Regions from separate parts of the Homo sapiens genome. Here all the other regions are linked to region 2. The links are chromatin contacts, found by Hi-C or POLR2A ChIA-PET in ENCODE. All regions are on one chromosome and are shown on one strand. The core of a region is the stretch at or near the end of the contact, and the rest is flanking DNA. Distances in the headings are between cores, read along the strand shown. Region 1 overlaps IKZF3 (IKAROS family zinc finger 3). Region 2 holds the start of CCR7 (C-C motif chemokine receptor 7). Region 3 holds the start of ZPBP2 (zona pellucida binding protein 2). Region 4 holds the start of KRTAP16-1 (keratin associated protein 16-1). Region 5 has its middle 16 kb from the start of GRB7. Region 6 has its middle 11 kb from the start of KRT33A.

Evidence for each region. Hi-C counts contacts between places; a loop is a spot of excess contacts on that map. ChIA-PET counts read pairs that join two places held with the same protein, here RNA polymerase II (POLR2A). Pooled maps may share reads with other maps.
Region 1: a loop to region 2 is called in a pooled map, with 5 times the contacts of the local background. The contact joins the enhancer-like site here to the promoter of CCR7 in region 2. A Hi-C loop is called at or near these places in 3 of 37 single-sample maps with no recorded cell type and 7 of 50 pooled maps.
Region 3: a pooled map shows a loop between it and region 2 (5-fold over the local background). The contact joins the promoter of ZPBP2 here to the promoter of CCR7 in region 2. A Hi-C loop is called at or near these places in 8 of 37 single-sample maps with no recorded cell type and 8 of 50 pooled maps.
Region 4: a loop to region 2 is called in a map of CD8-positive, alpha-beta T cell, with 7 times the contacts of the local background. The contact joins the promoter of KRTAP16-1 here to the promoter of CCR7 in region 2. A Hi-C loop is called at or near these places in 1 of 168 maps with a recorded cell type or tissue (CD8-positive, alpha-beta T cell).
Region 5: a loop to region 2 is called in a pooled map, with 5 times the contacts of the local background. The contact joins the enhancer-like site here to the promoter of CCR7 in region 2. A Hi-C loop is called at or near these places in 4 of 37 single-sample maps with no recorded cell type and 5 of 50 pooled maps.
Region 6: a map with no recorded cell type shows a loop between it and region 2 (11-fold over the local background). The contact joins the enhancer-like site here to the promoter of CCR7 in region 2. A Hi-C loop is called at or near these places in 4 of 37 single-sample maps with no recorded cell type and 6 of 50 pooled maps. POLR2A ChIA-PET finds 5 or more read pairs at or near these places in 1 of 52 experiments (T-cell).

Annotation. Positions count from the first base shown.
Region 1 is chr17:39,772,863-39,775,562 of GRCh38, reverse strand. All of the region lies in intron 7 of IKZF3 (IKAROS family zinc finger 3), which reads left to right. Among named protein-coding and RNA genes, the nearest start is that of GRB7, 36 kb to the right of the region's middle. Within about 2 kb of position 1,313, at least 4 of the 41 ENCODE cell types and tissues checked have a DNase peak (open chromatin) inside an H3K27ac peak, as active enhancers do.
Region 2 is chr17:40,564,052-40,566,751 of GRCh38, reverse strand. It overlaps CCR7 (C-C motif chemokine receptor 7), which reads left to right and starts at 1,280. Exons shown (of 3, transcript NM_001838.4): 1 at 1,280-1,352. The coding sequence starts at 1,343. RefSeq lists an enhancer at 1,725-2,641.
Region 3 is chr17:39,866,752-39,869,451 of GRCh38, reverse strand. It overlaps ZPBP2 (zona pellucida binding protein 2), which reads right to left and starts at 1,250. Exons shown (of 8, transcript NM_199321.3): 1 at 1,046-1,250; 2 at 838-903. The coding sequence starts at 1,097. RefSeq lists enhancers at 1,891-1,970, 2,211-2,430 and a silencer at 1,981-2,196.
Region 4 is chr17:41,308,002-41,310,701 of GRCh38, reverse strand. KRTAP16-1 (keratin associated protein 16-1) reads left to right here and starts at 1,393. Exons shown (of 1, transcript NM_001146182.2): 1 at 1,393-2,700. The coding sequence starts at 1,449.
Region 5 is chr17:39,752,998-39,755,697 of GRCh38, reverse strand. No RefSeq gene overlaps it. Among named protein-coding and RNA genes, the nearest start is that of GRB7, 16 kb to the right of the region's middle. RefSeq lists an enhancer at 138-187 and silencers at 678-1,407, 1,548-1,597, 1,638-1,777. Within about 2 kb of position 1,402, at least 35 of the 41 ENCODE cell types and tissues checked have a DNase peak (open chromatin) inside an H3K27ac peak, as active enhancers do.
Region 6 is chr17:41,338,226-41,340,925 of GRCh38, reverse strand. No RefSeq gene overlaps it. Among named protein-coding and RNA genes, the nearest start is that of KRT33A, 11 kb to the left of the region's middle. Within about 2 kb of position 1,250, at least 7 of the 41 ENCODE cell types and tissues checked have a DNase peak (open chromatin) inside an H3K27ac peak, as active enhancers do.

The DNA.
Region 1 (2,700 bases), core at 64-2,563, 790 kb after region 2:
TCGGTTGCCCTAAACCTATAGTTGAACTAAAGCCCTACTTAATATAATAAAAGTTGCTTTGGTATTTCATGGGTTCAAAAATATAGCATGTTTCATATGTGCAAATTCATGCCATTTTGCCTGTTGCCTCGGGGATCTATTTCGTTTGTTTGCTACAATTGCAACCAGAGGATTTTCACTTCACTACTTCCAGACTTGTGAGAGATGCTGATCTTGTAGGTGTTGATTTCTCTCATCTTCTGAACCATCACATTCTCTCTGTGCTGGAATCAGAAACCTAGTAGAGTTAGCTCTTGATTGAGGTAGCAACTTCAGGGCTTCAGGGCCCAGAATAACTGGGGGAATTTTTTTTTTTTTTCGTAAGTTGTGTTGTAGTGCAATAAGAAGAGTACTGGATTAGAAGCTAAAAGACCCAGGTTCTGATCCTAGCTCTGTCATTTCTTAACTGTGTGTTTAGACCAATCACAGAACCTTTCTGGGCCTCTCTTTACTCATCTGTGAAATGAGGAGACTGAATAGGTGATGAAGTGACCAGGAAGTCTCCTCCCATGTACAAGTCTGTGAGATTAATTAGAAAAGAAATAAAAGGCAGCAATTATTGATACCACTGTGTGTTTAGAAAGCCCATGTGCGTAACTTCAGATAGCCTTTTTCTCAAGGCTATACAGATGTGGTGTTTATGCTATAAACCATATCCTAGGTTTTTAGAGTCTTTTTTGTTTTAGGAAGATGGTATAAATCTGAGAATCTAAAACACAGTCGCATTAGCCCGACATTCATGTGTTTTACTTAGGGCAGTACTACTTGTTCACTCACTTTTTTGTCCATTCATTCATCATACAGAAGGTTAAGAGTTCCTGTCATATATATGGTATTCTTGTTTTGGGCACTGTTCTAATCTTCTTGCATTAACTTATATCCTAAACTTTTGTTTGAAAGGTTTTTAAAAATTAAAAATAAAAGAAACCCCTTAAATTATTTAATTGAATCAACCTTTGTGATAGAAAATAGTAATGTCAACGGAGGGAGAAAGGAACATTATTTGTGACACTGTGCAGTGTATGAGATGAAGTGATGTAAAACATGGGGCTACTGTTTTCTCTCCATCTCCCCTCGCCTTGCCTCGCCTCACCTCACCTCTCCTCTCTTGTCCTCTTGTTCCCTCCCCTCCTCTTCCCTCCTCTCCTCCCTTCTCTTCTCCTCTTCTCTCCTTTCTCCTATATTTCCTCTCCAAGGCACTGTTTTTTGAAGATTCAGCTGCCAGGGTAATGGCAATGGGTAAGGTGTGAAGGAAGAGTGAGTCATTCCCTTTAATCCTTGCTGACAGTTGCACAGCACTCAGACCAGCCTTGACTTCCCTGACCTCTTGAACTGTGAGGGTAAAGGTGAAAATAGACCATCAGGTCAGCCCGCTGCTATCTCAGGCGGGCTGGCGATAATTACCAGTAGGGAGCATTTTGCATCCATTAGAGATGAACTGGGGAAGAGGGACAGATTGGATCAAGTCTAAATGTATTTTGAGACACAAACATGCTCTCAAGTTGGAGAAAAATATTTTTTTTTCTAATTCTCCAAGAAATTTTGTATGTCTTTGTTTCAAATGGGAAAAAAAAAAATGGACACACGTCCATCAGGAATCACCATCTTTACATTGTCAGAATAATTCTGTTTAAGTTGTTCTTTTCAAAGGACAAGAAGACCTTCCTTTGCACATACTGTCCTTTAGGGGATTTCCTTTCTCTGAATCTTGTTCTCCTGTTATAAACTTGTTTGACTACACTTCAAACTAGGCCATCCTCAAATACTTGGCTCAAAATGGATTTCTCTCTTGGATGCAGAAGAAAAATGACTACATTTCTGCATATTTCTCCTGATTTTTATTCTTTCCCAAAAAAACAGATGTTATTCAGACCAAAGTGGTTACCATAGCATCTCCTTATTTTAAAAGTTTTATGTATTACTTTATTAAAGGAAGTTTTCATAACGAAAAGAACATGAAAAAAAGATCTCACTCACCTGTGGTAAACATGTTAATGAGGTTTTGACACTTCAACAAACCATCGGATCTCCCTGTGAAGTAACTAATGAGAAATTGCCTGCTTTGGTTAACAGCAACAGGAAGCAGTTTTAATACCTGTTTCTAAGAGAAAAAAAAGTATTTTTCCAACCCCTTCCCAAAGGCCTGATGTCCATAATCCTGTAAGCATTACAATGTCATAGTATTTTTGGGCTATTAGGAACCACCAGTGAGGCTCTTTTACCATGGAAGGAAGGAGGATCAGAGAGGTGGAGTGACACAGCTGGCAGGTGACAGAGCAGCGCCAGACCTCGGCCTATAAGGCACTGCAGTCCAGGCCCTTCCTTCCCCAGGAGGTGACCAAGAGCAGTGCATGTCATGCGCGGGGCTTTGGACAGCAAGGAGTCTGGTCATTGAAAGTTGGTGGGAGAGGCCAGGTGCAGTGGCTCACACCTGTAATTCCCCACTTTGGGAGTCCTAAGCAGGTGGATCACTTGAGGTCAGGAGTTCAAGACCAGCCGGGCCAATATGGTGAAACCCTATCTCTACTAAAAATACAAAAATTAGCCAGGTGTGGTGGTGGGTGCCTGTAATCCCAACTATTTGGGAGGCTGAGGCACAAGAATCACTTGAACCCAGGAAGCAGAAGTTGCAGTAAGCCGAGATCGCACCAGCTTGGGCAA
Region 2 (2,700 bases), core at 31-2,530:
ATGAGATACCACTTTACAGCCACTAGGATGGCTAGAATCAAAAGAATGGACAATAGTAAGTTTTGTTGACAATGTGGAACCCTCACGCATTGTTGATGGGAACAAAATGGTGTAGTCACTTTGGAAAACAGTTTGATAGTTCGTCAAAATGTTAAATATATAATTACCATATGACTCAACAATTTCACTTCTAGGTATATACCCAAGAGAAATAAAGCATATGTCCACACAAACACTTGCACATAAATATTTATAGCAGCATCATTCATAATAGCTAAAAGGGAAAACAGCCCAAACATCCAACTGATGACAGACAAACAAAATGTGGCATATCCATACAATGGAATGTTATTCAGCCATAAAAAGGAATGGGGAATGGATCCATACCACCACATAGGTAACCTTGAAAACACTAACTGAAAGAAGCCAGATGTGAAGGTCACATATTGATACTTCTATTTATGTGAAATGTTCAGAATAGGAAAATCTATAGAGCCAGAAAGTAGATTTGTGGTTGCCAGGGGCTTTCGATGACAGGAGGGGAGGGGAGCAGTCATTGCTAGTGATTACAGGGTTCTTGAGAGGGAGTGAGAAAAAATGTTCTAAAATGTATTGTGGTGATGGTTGCATAACTCTGTGAACATACAAAAACCATTGAATTCTATACTTTAAAAAGGTAAATTTTATGGGATGTGGATTATAGCTCAATAAAGCTGTCATTAAGAAAGGAAAAGGAAGGGAGGGGAGAAGAGGGAAAGGGGAGGGAGGGGAGGGGAGGGGAAGGGGGGAGAAAAAAGATACATCGTGGCATATCTCTTCCCTTTTACCTGTCATTATGTGTCAGTGCCTCCCATTGGCCTAAACTACCCAGAAGCCAGAGGGAAAGCCATTTGGGACTATATTCCACTGTGACACTGAGCAGAGCAAGGGAAGGATGGGGACACTTCTCTCACACATCTCTGACTCCCCAACATCTAACCCATGGCCTGGCATGTGATATTCATGCTATAAATATTTGTTGAATCAGTAAATGGCCCCTCATCTAGATTCTGCCAGGCAGCGCAGGGGGCTTTTTGAATGTAAATGACCTAATGATTCAGGATCCTATGACCAGCGACTGTCACCCTCTGTCACCTTTCTTCTGCCCCTTTATCTCTGAAGGCATTGAAGGGGCCCTGCATGAGTCAGGGAGGGCTGGGGGGAGGAGCAAGGGTGGGAGGGGCAGGGAAGAGGGTGGCTTCTCCGACAACTTAAAAGGGGCTTGAACCACTTCCTCCCCAGACAGGGGTAGTGCGAGGCCGGGCACAGCCTTCCTGTGTGGTTTTACCGCCCAGAGAGCGTCATGGACCTGGGTGAGTGAGCCTCTTCATGTGAGAAGGAACAGTACCAGGGTCTTGGACACCCAGACTGACCCTGTGGAATGGGGGTGGAGGATGCGGGTGGAGCGCATAGGGGTGCTTCCTGGAGAAATCAGTTCTGATTTGGTGGGCATTGGAAGCTACTTCCAGAGAATGCCCCCTGCTGTCCCAGGAGGGGTGCACCTGCCCTTTCAGACCTGGAGAAGGGGTCAGCCTTTGGTGCCAGTGGGGACAAGGGAGGGGCCGAGATCATGTCTTTCTAAAACAGCAGGGACATAAGAGAGTGGCGGGGCTGGGCTTGGTGGTCTGGCAGAACCTGTTCTCATCATGAGGGTGATAGGTTAGGCCCTCTGGGACCTCTGGGGACAGGTTTCAACAGAGAAATTCTCCCTAGAGAGCTTAGGACCTTTTACCCACTCTCTGATTCCCACCTTTCTCCCCTGCCAAATATTCATATACCTGTCCACTTGGGGTCATGAGGAGATGCAAATGAAACGTGACTGGGTTGTGAGAATGGTGCGGTGCATTGCAAATGCAAGCTCTGGTTGCTTTCTCTCTGCTGCACATCCCACCTGCTTTGATCTGGCTTTGCTGTTGCCTCTTGCAAGTTAAGGAACGGGCAGGCAACATGGAATGGGATGGCAAGGGGCACTCAGCTTGGAGAAATCATAGCCAGGCCTTCAGCACAGCCCCTGCCCCTGAGCAAACCTCACGCACTCTGCCCCGGCAGATAACTCTACTCTTTAGAAAGCCCTTTCTCAGGTCTAACCTAGAAGGGGTCAAGGGGAAGCACTGAGGGTGTTCTGAGTGGTTCATCCAGCTCCAGACGCCCCCTTTATAAATCTCAGCTGTGGAGTCAGACCAGGCTGAGGCTAAGAAGACCAGGTTCCTAGATGGCTTGTCTCACCAGCAAACAATGCACCACGGCGGCCTCAAAGCCGCAAAGGGTTGGCTTTAAAAAGTGAAGGTTCCCTGGTGCTGTCCTCACACCCCTCCTCGCCACACCACAGCCTCCTTGATTTCATCTCTTACTTTCCCGCCTGCCCTGAACGCTGGATCTGGACCCAGCAAACAGCTGTGAAAGGGTTAAAGTGGTCACCCCACCCACTGACTGTGAACTCCTGAAAGGCAGGTTCAGGTGCTTTGAGGATGTGAGGAGAAAATGTCTGCGGAATGAATGAATACACCGTATCAAGAACTCCGTAGAGTTTAGTTTTTGAAAATCTCTTCCAAATGCCTCATTTCCCAGCCAATCTACCCTTAAATCCCACTCCCCTGCACCCCCTCCACCACCCCCCATCACAATCCCACAGTACAGACGTCACCCACAGAAGACCCTGCT
Region 3 (2,700 bases), core at 1-2,500, 700 kb after region 2:
GCCTGGGTGACAGAGTGAGACTGTCAAAAAAAAAAAAAAAAAAAAAGAAGGAAGGAAGGAAAGAAAGAAAGAAAGATAGATGATCATGATCACCCTAAGGGAAACCTGATGTTTAACTGTAAATTTTCTCCATTGGGAACAATAATTAAGCCTATCTGGGCATATTAGGAAGATGTGTGATTACTTCTTGTTTCTGGTTTGGTGGACAGAACGATGGTATGCTTGGAATCACTGCAACCCAGAAAGATATTAATTTTAAAGCCTACTGAATGCCAGGCTCATAAAGACAACGTCCTACAATTTGGTTGGGGGTCGGGGAGAGAACTCAAACACAGAAGGAGTCTAAACATGACAAATTCTATCAACTGGCTCAATTTATCTAAAATTAGCTGTGTAACTAATTTTCCTTGGGAAAGTTTCACTGCAGAGATAAAGGACATTTGAGCTGAGCCCTGAAGGATGCGTGGGAGTTTTTCCAGTTAATAAGGGGAGGATTAAAGATATTCCAAACAGAAGGCCTTGGAAATCACTCCTTTGCGTGGGTTTCCCGCGTTGCAAAGCAGCAGAGACACCTGGAAGTGAGATGGCATCTGAGAGAGAGATCTGGAATAAATCCCAGCCCTTTGTGAGCTGTAAGGCTTTAAAGCAAGGCGACACAATAGGGATCGCTGTAAGGATGAAAAAATGCGACCGTCGTGAACTGCCAAGCAGATGCTTAGTATAATAGATGCTCAATAAACGCTGGCTCGTTCCCCTTCTCTCCAGGAAGCTCTTCCGGGAAGAGCTTCGCAGTTCCGGCCCCTCCAATGGGCCCGCGTGTGCAGAGGCCCTTATTACCTGGCTGTCCTGTCTTGCCATAAATGAAGCCCTTCTTATTGAATAAGGTAAAACGCGGGCATTGGACTGCGGAGGAAATAAAACACTGACTTTTAGTTAGAAGAGGAGCAGGGTTCAGAGTCGGGCAGGGCAGGGCGAGGCGAAGGAGGCAGGACCGGGAAGCTCGGGCAGAGGGAGAGGCCTGGGGACCGGGTGGAGGGAGCCCCACCTCCTGTGAGGCACCAGAGCACCGCGGAGAGTAGGACGCACGTTCGCATCATCGCTCAGGGGCTGGCGTCGCAGGAGGCGTCGAGGGACAGACTCCCTCCTACCTCAGCCCTGGCCCAACACCTCCCCACCTCCTCCACAGTGCGGAGCAGAACGCCGGGGTCGCCTCCCCTACCCGTCCGTCGCAACGGCGGGAGCGGACGCGCAGGAGAACGCGTGCGTGCTTCGATTCTCGCGCGCGGGGGCGGGGCGACGGCGCTGCAGGCGATCGCCAGATCCTCTGGCGCCCACGCGGCAGCAGGCATGCGAACTTTTCGCGCCTCGCGTCCGGCGCCATTTTCCCGCGCTCCTGGCCCCTTGCTCTCTGAGCGGAGCGGAAGGCAGGAAGAGAATAAAGGAAAAGAAGCCACGGTGTCGCGTTCCGGGGATTCCCCAGTCTAGGGGCCGAAGGGATCAAGGAGAGAACACCGCGAGGTCCCAAGGACCGTGGTGGGGTAGGGCGGCTAGGGGATGCGATGAGGAATCCCCTAGGAAGGGGACCTGAGGAAGGCAGAGACTTGTGACAATTTCCTCCTCACGTGAAGCAGAAAGGCCCGCGTGGGGATTTCCTACGCCTCTCTTCTCATGAACGCTGAAACTGGGTGTCGAATCTCTTTCAAACTGACACGCGATTTTTACCTAATTGCATTCTTTACCAGCAAGACCAAGACCCAGAAGAGCCACTACTGAGCCAAGAAGGCGCTTCCGGGCCTTCCCACTCTAGAGGAACGTTGAATCTTCATTTTCACTTCAAGTATGAGGCGATGTGAGAGACCTCCCCCAGTGCAAACGTATCTAGGTTGATGAAGTGACCTTGCTTTAAAAATGGGCCCAATTGTAAGGCCCATTGGCCTTTTCTGTAGGGATGGAGCCCGATTGGCCTTTTCTGTAGGGATGGATGACTAGTCAAGATCGGGGAGCTCCAAAGGGGATCATGCCCGCGTCTTTGATGGTTCCTTCTTGGCTACTAGTTTGGTGGCCCGAAAGGCCCTGTGTGTTGTCTGTTTCTTAGCAGCGGGACACCACTCTCAGTAGTGGTTTTGAGTAGGCTGGTTAGTAGAGAGAGCCCAAGGTTCAGACAGGGTGCAGAATGGTTATTTTGGGTGAGATCAAGAGTTTTCGGTTTTATTTCCTTTGAGCCGAGTCAGTACTTGGACTCTCTCATATGGTCCAGGAGCAAACTTTGTCAGTAATTTCATTTTTAGTCACTGTTAATTTTACCTATATAGCATAAGCCATGAAATGTGACTCAGTGAGTCAGATCCACCCATTTTCAGTTACCATGTCTGGATACATGGTCTGGTCTCAACTGTTCTCTTCTTAAGGTGATGATAATGAAGACAGATTTAGGCATTATCTTTGATTCCCTACAAGTTCTTCATTCCAGTTTTAGTCAAAGTACATTATATATCCACAGTGTGTTTTATTGACTTTTTGGTTACTGTAAGTAATTGATAGTTGTAAATCCTGTGTGATAAACTAAATCCTATGAGAGGAGACTTAACCAAATGAGTAATAGTTGTCAAAAGTACCCATCCACTCTTTTTATATAAACTTTTTATTTTAGAAGAGTTTTAGATTTGCAGAAAATTTGCAAAAACAGTACAGAGAGTTTTT
Region 4 (2,700 bases), core at 144-2,643, 740 kb before region 2:
TCACATGATTTCCAGGAACAGGTCAAGCCAATGTTCTATGTTCATGGGATAGCATGGAGGACAGCGGTGGGCTAAGCTGGCGATATGTGACTTTGATGAAGTCTTCTGAGAAAGGTAGGTCTAGACAGGTTGGTGAGAAGGAGGGACAGCCGCCTTAGATCAGGGACAGACTGTGTGTGATCTTTAGCAAGTGACTGAAACTTTCTGACCCTCTGCCCCCATTTCTTCATTTCTTTCTCTTTCTTTCTTTCTTTTCTTTCTTTCTTTCTTTCTTTCTTTCTTTCTTTCTTTCCTTCTTTCTTTCTTTCTTTCCTTTCTTTCTTTCTTTCTTTCTTTCTTTCTTTCTTTCTTTCTTTCTTCTTTTCTTTCTTCTTTCTTTCTTTTCTTTCTTTATTTCCTTCTTTCTTCCTTCCTTCCTTCTTTCCTTCTTTCCTTCCTTCATTCCTTCCTTCCTTCTTTCCTTCCTTCCTTCCTTTTTTTTCTTTTTCTTTTTTTGACAGAGTCTTCCTCTGTCACCCAGGCAGGAGTGCAGTGGCTTGATCTTGGCTCACTGCAACCTCCACCTCCCAGGTTCAAGTGATTCTCCTGCCTTAGCCTCCCAAGCATTTGGGATTACAGGTGTGTGCCACCATGCCTGGCTATTTTTTATATTTTTAGTGGAGATGGGTTTTTGCCATGTTGGCCAATCTGGTCTCGAACTTCTGACTTCAGGTGATCTGCCTGCCTCAGCCTCCCAAAGTGCTGGGATTACAGGCGTGAGCCATGGTTCCTGGACCATTTATTCATTTCTAATGGTGGAGAAAAATCTCTGCCTCATGAGATTGCTGGTGGTTTTAAGCAAGATCATTGCTGTAAGGTGCAGTCATTTAAAATCCAGCCCAGTTGTTCTTTTCCCAACTGAGTTCATCACCTCTCCTCTCAATTAATCTCTGTATGTCTATTGTTGAACTTATTATTGTATTGCAGTGAGTTTGTCTGCATGCTTATCTGCCCACTAGAAGGCGAGATCCAAGAGAATGGGTGAATAGGTCTTATTCCTGTGGCATCCTCTGAATCCAACCCAGGGCCCTGTATGGAAGACTAGAAGGTGGATAAATCATAAGTTTCATTCTTCTTTCCCTGTTCACAATGCTCAGAAATATAGATTATCCAGTTTGGAGGTGAGGATGCTTCTTCCAAGACTACCTGTAGCTCTGAGGATTCCAAATTTAGCACATCAATAAATAAACACCTTCTTTACGGGTAGATAAACAGCTTCCAGATCAACAAACGGTGGTATAATAAGATGTTCCTCTGCAAACTGGCCCAAACAACAATGAGGAAAAGATGCAGGAGTCCCAAACAGAACACGCCAGTGAGGGGGTATAAAAGTGAGGGCCTCAGGGAGCTGTCACAGTGAGGCAGCAACCTCTCAGCACTCAGCACAAGGAAGCACGGCCACCTCCACCATGTCTGGCAGTTGCTCTTCTAGGAAATGCTTCTCCGTGCCAGCCACCTCTCTCTGCTCCACTGAGGTGAGCTGTGGAGGCCCCATCTGCCTGCCCAGTTCCTGCCAGAGCCAGACATGGCAGCTGGTGACTTGTCAAGACAGCTGTGGATCATCCAGCTGTGGGCCACAGTGCCGTCAGCCCTCCTGTCCTGTGAGTAGCTGTGCCCAACCCCTGTGCTGTGATCCTGTCATTTGTGAGCCTTCTTGCTCCGTGAGCAGCGGCTGCCAACCCGTGTGCTGTGAGGCCACCACCTGTGAGCCTTCTTGCTCTGTGAGCAACTGCTACCAACCTGTGTGCTTCGAGGCCACCATCTGTGAGCCTTCTTGCTCAGTGAGCAACTGCTGCCAACCTGTGTGCTTTGAGGCCACCGTTTGTGAGCCTTCTTGTTCCGTGAGCAGCTGTGCTCAACCTGTGTGCTGTGAGCCTGCTATTTGTGAGCCTTCTTGCTCCGTGAGCAGCTGCTGCCAGCCTGTAGGCTCTGAAGCCACTTCCTGCCAACCAGTCCTCTGTGTGCCCACTTCCTGCCAGCCTGTCCTCTGCAAATCCAGCTGCTGCCAGCCAGTTGTCTGTGAGCCCAGCTGCTGTTCAGCTGTCTGCACCCTGCCTAGTTCCTGCCAACCTGTGGTCTGTGAGCCTTCCTGCTGTCAGCCGGTGTGCCCGACACCTACCTGCTCTGTGACCAGTAGCTGCCAGGCTGTCTGCTGTGACCCCAGCCCTTGTGAGCCAAGTTGCTCAGAGTCTAGCATCTGCCAGCCAGCTACGTGTGTGGCTCTGGTCTGTGAGCCAGTTTGCCTCCGCCCTGTCTGCTGTGTTCAGAGCTCGTGCGAGCCACCTTCTGTCCCCAGCACTTGCCAAGAGCCTTCTTGTTGTGTCTCCAGTATCTGCCAACCCATCTGCTCTGAGCCCAGCCCCTGCTCACCAGCTGTCTGTGTGTCCAGTCCATGCCAACCTACTTGCTATGTAGTCAAGCGCTGTCCTTCTGTCTGCCCTGAGCCAGTTTCCTGCCCATCTACCTCCTGCCGACCTCTTTCCTGCAGTCCAGGGTCTTCTGCATCTGCCATCTGCCGACCAACTTGTCCTAGGACTTTCTACATACCCAGTTCCAGCAAACGGCCTTGCAGTGCTACGATTTCCTACCGCCCGGTCTCCCGTCCGATCTGCCGCCCAATCTGCTCTGGACTCCTCACCTATAGGCAGCCATACATGACAT
Region 5 (2,700 bases), core at 153-2,652, 810 kb after region 2:
TGTGTGTCTCTTTGCGTGTGCGTGTCTGTCTCCATGTGTGCCTGTCTCTCTCCTTGCATGTCTGTCTGTGTGTGTCTGTGTATCTGTGTGTGTGCGCGCGTGCACGTGTCTCGTGTGTGTGTGTTTGTGTGTGTTGAGGGAAAGCAGGCTGAGTCAGTGAATCCAGCAAAGCTCTGAAGTCCCAAGCAAAAGACAGTCGCAGACTCCCGCAACTATTTGGAGTCCTGGTTCCAATCCCAGCCCTCTCCCTCTCGGGATGAGCCCAGACACTTGACTTCCCCTTCTGGGCGTTGATTTTCCCCAGAGTCAGGGATCTCTGAAGGGCCTTCCAGCTGGTACTCCTAAGACAGGCCTCAACCTCACTGCACCAGCCGGGCTCCAGGTCTTCCCTCTCTCTCCTCTCCTCACTGGACGCTGGAGCTAGAGTAATAGTGGCCGGGCCCTGACTCTCTCAAGATGTCATTTTCCTAACTGTTCTATCAAATTCCAATCCTGGACCCCAGGGGTAGGGGACAGGATCCCCTCACCTGTGGAATTATAGGAGGCTCGGAATAACGCGCGCTGAGGCTGGGTCTGAACCCCCGGCCCCCGCCCTTTCTCAGGTTCTCCTCTTAATTCTGCGTGGACCCAGACCCCAGATTCCCGGCTAGGGTGCCTGGGAGAGGAAAGGGAGGCCGGCGGAGAGGGGGCAGGGGTGCGGCGCGCGGTGGGAGTGAGGGGGGTGTGAGGGGAGGGGCAGCTGCACTTCTGAGAAACAGCTCGGCGTCTCAGCAGCCCGCAGCCTAACCCCCTGCCTGCGGCTTCACAGCTCCCTCCTCCCGCCGCCCACGCCGCTCGGGGCCTCTCCGGGGGTCGGCAGCCCCGGCGGAGACGGTGTCTGCTGGGGAGGAGCGGCAGCTCGGGGGACAGCAAAGTGGAACCCATGGGGGGTGGGAGTGGACATGGAGGAAAGCGTGGGTCGCGTGACACCCCAGGAGTGAAAGGCCTCCCCTCATCGGGGTCCCGAGCGCCGGATCTCGGCGTGCCCGCGTGTTCCCCCGCTGCCCCCGCGCTGTCCTATCACAGCCCGAGCAGGATCCAGAAGTGAAACTGCCCGGGTCACAGCCCAGCGCCGCTGCTGCACCCCGCCCCGCCCTTCCGGGCACTGCCGCTGCGCAGGATCTCCCGGCGCTCGGGCGCCTGCGGGGAGGAAACGGGGGAGGGGCAGGGGAAGTGCCCCCGCGGGCATCTGCAGCGCGCGGCCGCTCTCCTCCGGGGTGCCCGCGCGTAACCGGGGTGGGAACCTCGAGAGACAGGAGCCCCGGAGGCCTGGCCGCGGCGACCGCACTTCCCGCGACGGCCGCTGGGTGTCACTGCAGCCGCGCGGCTGAATCGGCTCGGCGCCTGCGGGAGTGGGGGACGGTGGGACGCCGGGACTAGGCCGTCGCGCTGCACGCCAGTCTCGCCTGCCCGCGCCTGGAGGCTCCGCGACGCTGGGATGCGGCGCCCACACCTTCCTCCACCCGCCTGGCCAAGGAAGCACCTCCCGCCTCGCCCACAGACTCGCAGCGAGGCCCGGACTAAGCAACGCCCCGGGGCGACCGGCTCGTTGCTGCGGCGCCACGCAAGCCACGAAACCGATGGCGCGTCCCCTCGTGGGGCCGAGTTCAAAGAGCCGCGACCCCGACGCGCGCCCCCTGGCGAAGCCGGCGGCCTTCCCTCCGCAGAGGCACGAGGGGCCGCCACGACGGAGGGTGGCTCGGTGGAGCCTGGCGCCCGTCGGCCCCGGCGCGCGCATGCGACTTGGGTGGTGGCGGAAGGGCGGGCGGCGGGGCAGATCGCCTCAGGCACCGGCCCAGAACGGCTGAGAGACGGGTCCCCCGTGTATCCTCCCCTACCCCAACCTGGCCTGACAAGTGTGGGATCCAGCCTTACCCAGCCACCCCCTGGCCCCAACACTAAGTTCCTCCAGTAGATGTGTGGGGCAGGGTGCCTCAGCCTGGGAGGAAGGAACCCTCCCTTGGGAGGCCAAAGCGGGAGGATCACTTGAGGTCAGGAGTTTGAGATCAGTCTGGCCAACATGGCAAAACCCCGTCTACTAAAAATACAAAAATTAGCTGGGCGTGGTGGCGCACGCCTGTAATCCCAAACTACTCAAGAGGCTGAGGCAGGAAAATCGCTTGAACCCAGGGGGTGGAGGTTGCAGTGAGCTGAGATCAGCCACTGCACTCCAGCCTGGGCAACAGAGTGAGACTGTAAAAAAAAAAAAAGAGAGAGCGAGAGAGAGATCCCTGGAATCTTTTGGGAAATTGGGGTAGTGCCAGTAGGAATGCCCTGGAGGACAGGACTCAGGGCATGGGAGTTGGGCAGGTGAATGCGGATGACCGTGCCTGTTGGTCACAGCTGTGTGAGGGTGCGGGTGGCCCGTTCCATCCCTGCTTACAGCTTCCCCTCCAACTCCAAGGTCACAGGGCCCAGTTCCACTACCCAGACCCTAAGGAGATCCACGTGGTTGTCCTGAGGGGGTGGTTTCTGCCTTCCAATCTCCCTCAGTCTGCCCCAAACCACCCTAAAATAAACCTAATCCAAGTAAGAACAAAGTGCTTACAACAAAAATGCAGCTCCAGGCCCGGCGCGGTGGCTCACACCTGTAATCCCAGCACTTTGGGAGGCTGAGGCGGGCGGATCACATGAAGTCGGGAGTTCGAGACGAGCTTCACC
Region 6 (2,700 bases), core at 1-2,500, 770 kb before region 2:
CATAGGAATTTTAGTCACTTTATGGGAACTGGTTTCCACTTATGCCTATTTTCTACACAGGAAACCAACAATTAAGTGTATCATTAAAGGCCTGGGTAAAATTTAACGTGTTTGTATTTCCTGTTAATAATTATTTCAGACCTGCACATGCTGACTTCATCTTGGTTGGTTGTGGAGGCTGACTGACTGCTGGCTGCTGTGAAACATGAGGGTTACCAAGACCCTGAGAGCAGAGGGTGTGTGGTCCATTGTCAAAGAGCCAGGGGGACACGTGGGAGGGTCACTGCGGGAAGTGACTGCAGGCCATGCATGGTAATGCACAGGTATGACCAGCACAGAGGGACATGCCTCTAAGAAGGGTGCACTCTGGGGGCAGGGAAAGGACATAGATGAGAGAGTTTGAATGCTTTCTTGGTAAGTGCTTAATTAGATTGGTTCCCCACGGCAGCATTTTATGAACTGAAGTGCATAGACACTTCAAGGGGCTATAAGAGGGAAAATATTCCATGGGTTAGAGATGGAGAGAGGAGCATCTAGAATTTTGCAACTGAGCTTTAGTGAGCTCTGTTTCACATTTGGATGTCAAGGATTTTAGAAAAGCAGATGTCTGCCTCACTGCTGTCTGTTTAACTGAAGGTTTACACTTGTGCTCTGAGATTGTTACTAAAACAGAAAGAGGAAGGAGAAGAAGAGGAGGACGAGGGGGAAGGAGAGAGAATGAGTGAGGAAGGAAGGAAGAAAGGCAGGGAGGAAGAAAGGAGGAGAAGAAGAAAAAAACAAAATGTCTATTGCAGTTGTCTTAGGCATTTAGTGAATTGTCAGTTTTTTTGCTTGGTCGTTTTTTGTGGCCCTGTTTCTGTCACTACCTTGCCTTTGTCTCCATTTCTAACCCCATGTTCACCCCTTGGATTTAATGGTAGATCCAGCTTTTCTGGTTCTGGCCTTGGGTGCCTCCAGGGCATTATTTGCCCCTATTCTCTCTAGCTTTTCCTAATTCTGGCCTTTGATGCCTCCTGATATATGCCCCCATTCTCTCTAGCTTTTTCTGCTCTTGGCCTCTCAGCCAGGTCTGCAATAACCCCTGTGCACCATTAATGGTTTAGAGAAAGGCTCTCTCTCTGGGTGGATGCAGCCTGTAGGTGCCTGATTTGGCAAGCAGCACATAAGCTCGTCTCCATCCCACCCTGCAGCTGGGTGCTCTTGTGCCTGGCACAGCTCATACCTGCATATTGCTGCCTTGGAACAACCCATGCAGCCAGCTCAAAACTTCATCCCTGGACTCCATCTGGCCATTGTCCCTGCTAGATTAGAGCTTGAGTCAGACAGTTTAAATAATTTTGAGGAATTCTCTCATTTTTTAAACTGATCCTTGTGGTACTTTTATGGCAGACGTAAAGTAGGCACACAATAAGTGCTCAACAAATAATTAATAATCTGCCTGCCTGAAATGCATAACCTATTTAGGGCAGATGAGGAAATGAGGCATAGAGGGGTTGCTTGAGCAATACTATGCAGCAAAAAATGTTTTTGTTTATCAACAGAAGACGCACTTAGGCAACTGAGAAGAGCAGGAAACATGTGGGTACATGATTGTCTTTTTTCTAATGAGAAGGGAGTAATTCTTCCTTTTCTCAAACTTGACGCTGTTCTTTGAAGGCAGTATGTTATTCTTAGATTAACAACCATGACACTCATAGGATTAGACGTGCAACTTCATGGTGAAAGAACTTTGGTGGCAAGAACAGGGGTACAGAATGCAACATTTGAACCAAGCCCAACAGTAAACAGAAACTAAGAACTAAAGTGGTTTGCCCACACAAAGATTGAATTTGTGCCAAGGGTTTTTCCAGTTCTCAGAGGTGCTTAAGTGTAAACCCAGAAAGTTACCTGACATGCTCACGTCCCTGTGTCTCCGTGATATGCTGAGACTGCAAAGTTTTGGTCTGGTCTGCTGCCCCTTTTTTCCATAGAGCTCTAGGCATCTCTTGCTAGACATAAAGCTCAGGGGCTGTTGAATCAAAGGTGGTCAAATGTAACAATGTGAGGCATCCATTCTAGAAAGTTTTGAATTCTAATTGAGAGAGTCAGGATGTTTCTAAACTTTTTCTTTTTCTTTTCCCTTTAGTGATCATTAGGTTAAGCTGTGACTGATCACAAGTAAAGACCTGGTGAAAAAGTGAACTTCTTGTTTGGACTAACAAGTTCTCTCAAATTCACACTAATTGTACATCCAATTAGAGGAGTTGATTGAAAAATACCAGTTCATGTTTATGTTTATATTTTTAAAGAACTTAGACTTGTAATACATTTATAAAACCATAAAATGCTAGAAGGACATACATATCAAATGTATAATTGTGTTTGTCTCTGAGAAGAAGAGATTGGAATAAGAATGGATATGGAAGTCAAAGAAGTTCTCAATGCTGTATTTCTTAATTTTAAACCCACTTAGAGCAAATATGAAAAAATATTAACAGCCACAGATTCTGGGTAGGAAAGCACAAGTTGTAAAATATATTTTCTCTGTTCTTTTTTTTTTTTGACTAGATGTTTGTTTTAAAGTATTTTATTGCTATTAAAAGAAAACAAAATACAAAAGAATTGGATGGAAAAGCAAAGGCTAATCTCTTTATTTCAGCCACTAATAATTGTGGTAATCCTGGGTGTTAATCCTTGAAGTCTTCATGGCATTGCTGTTTA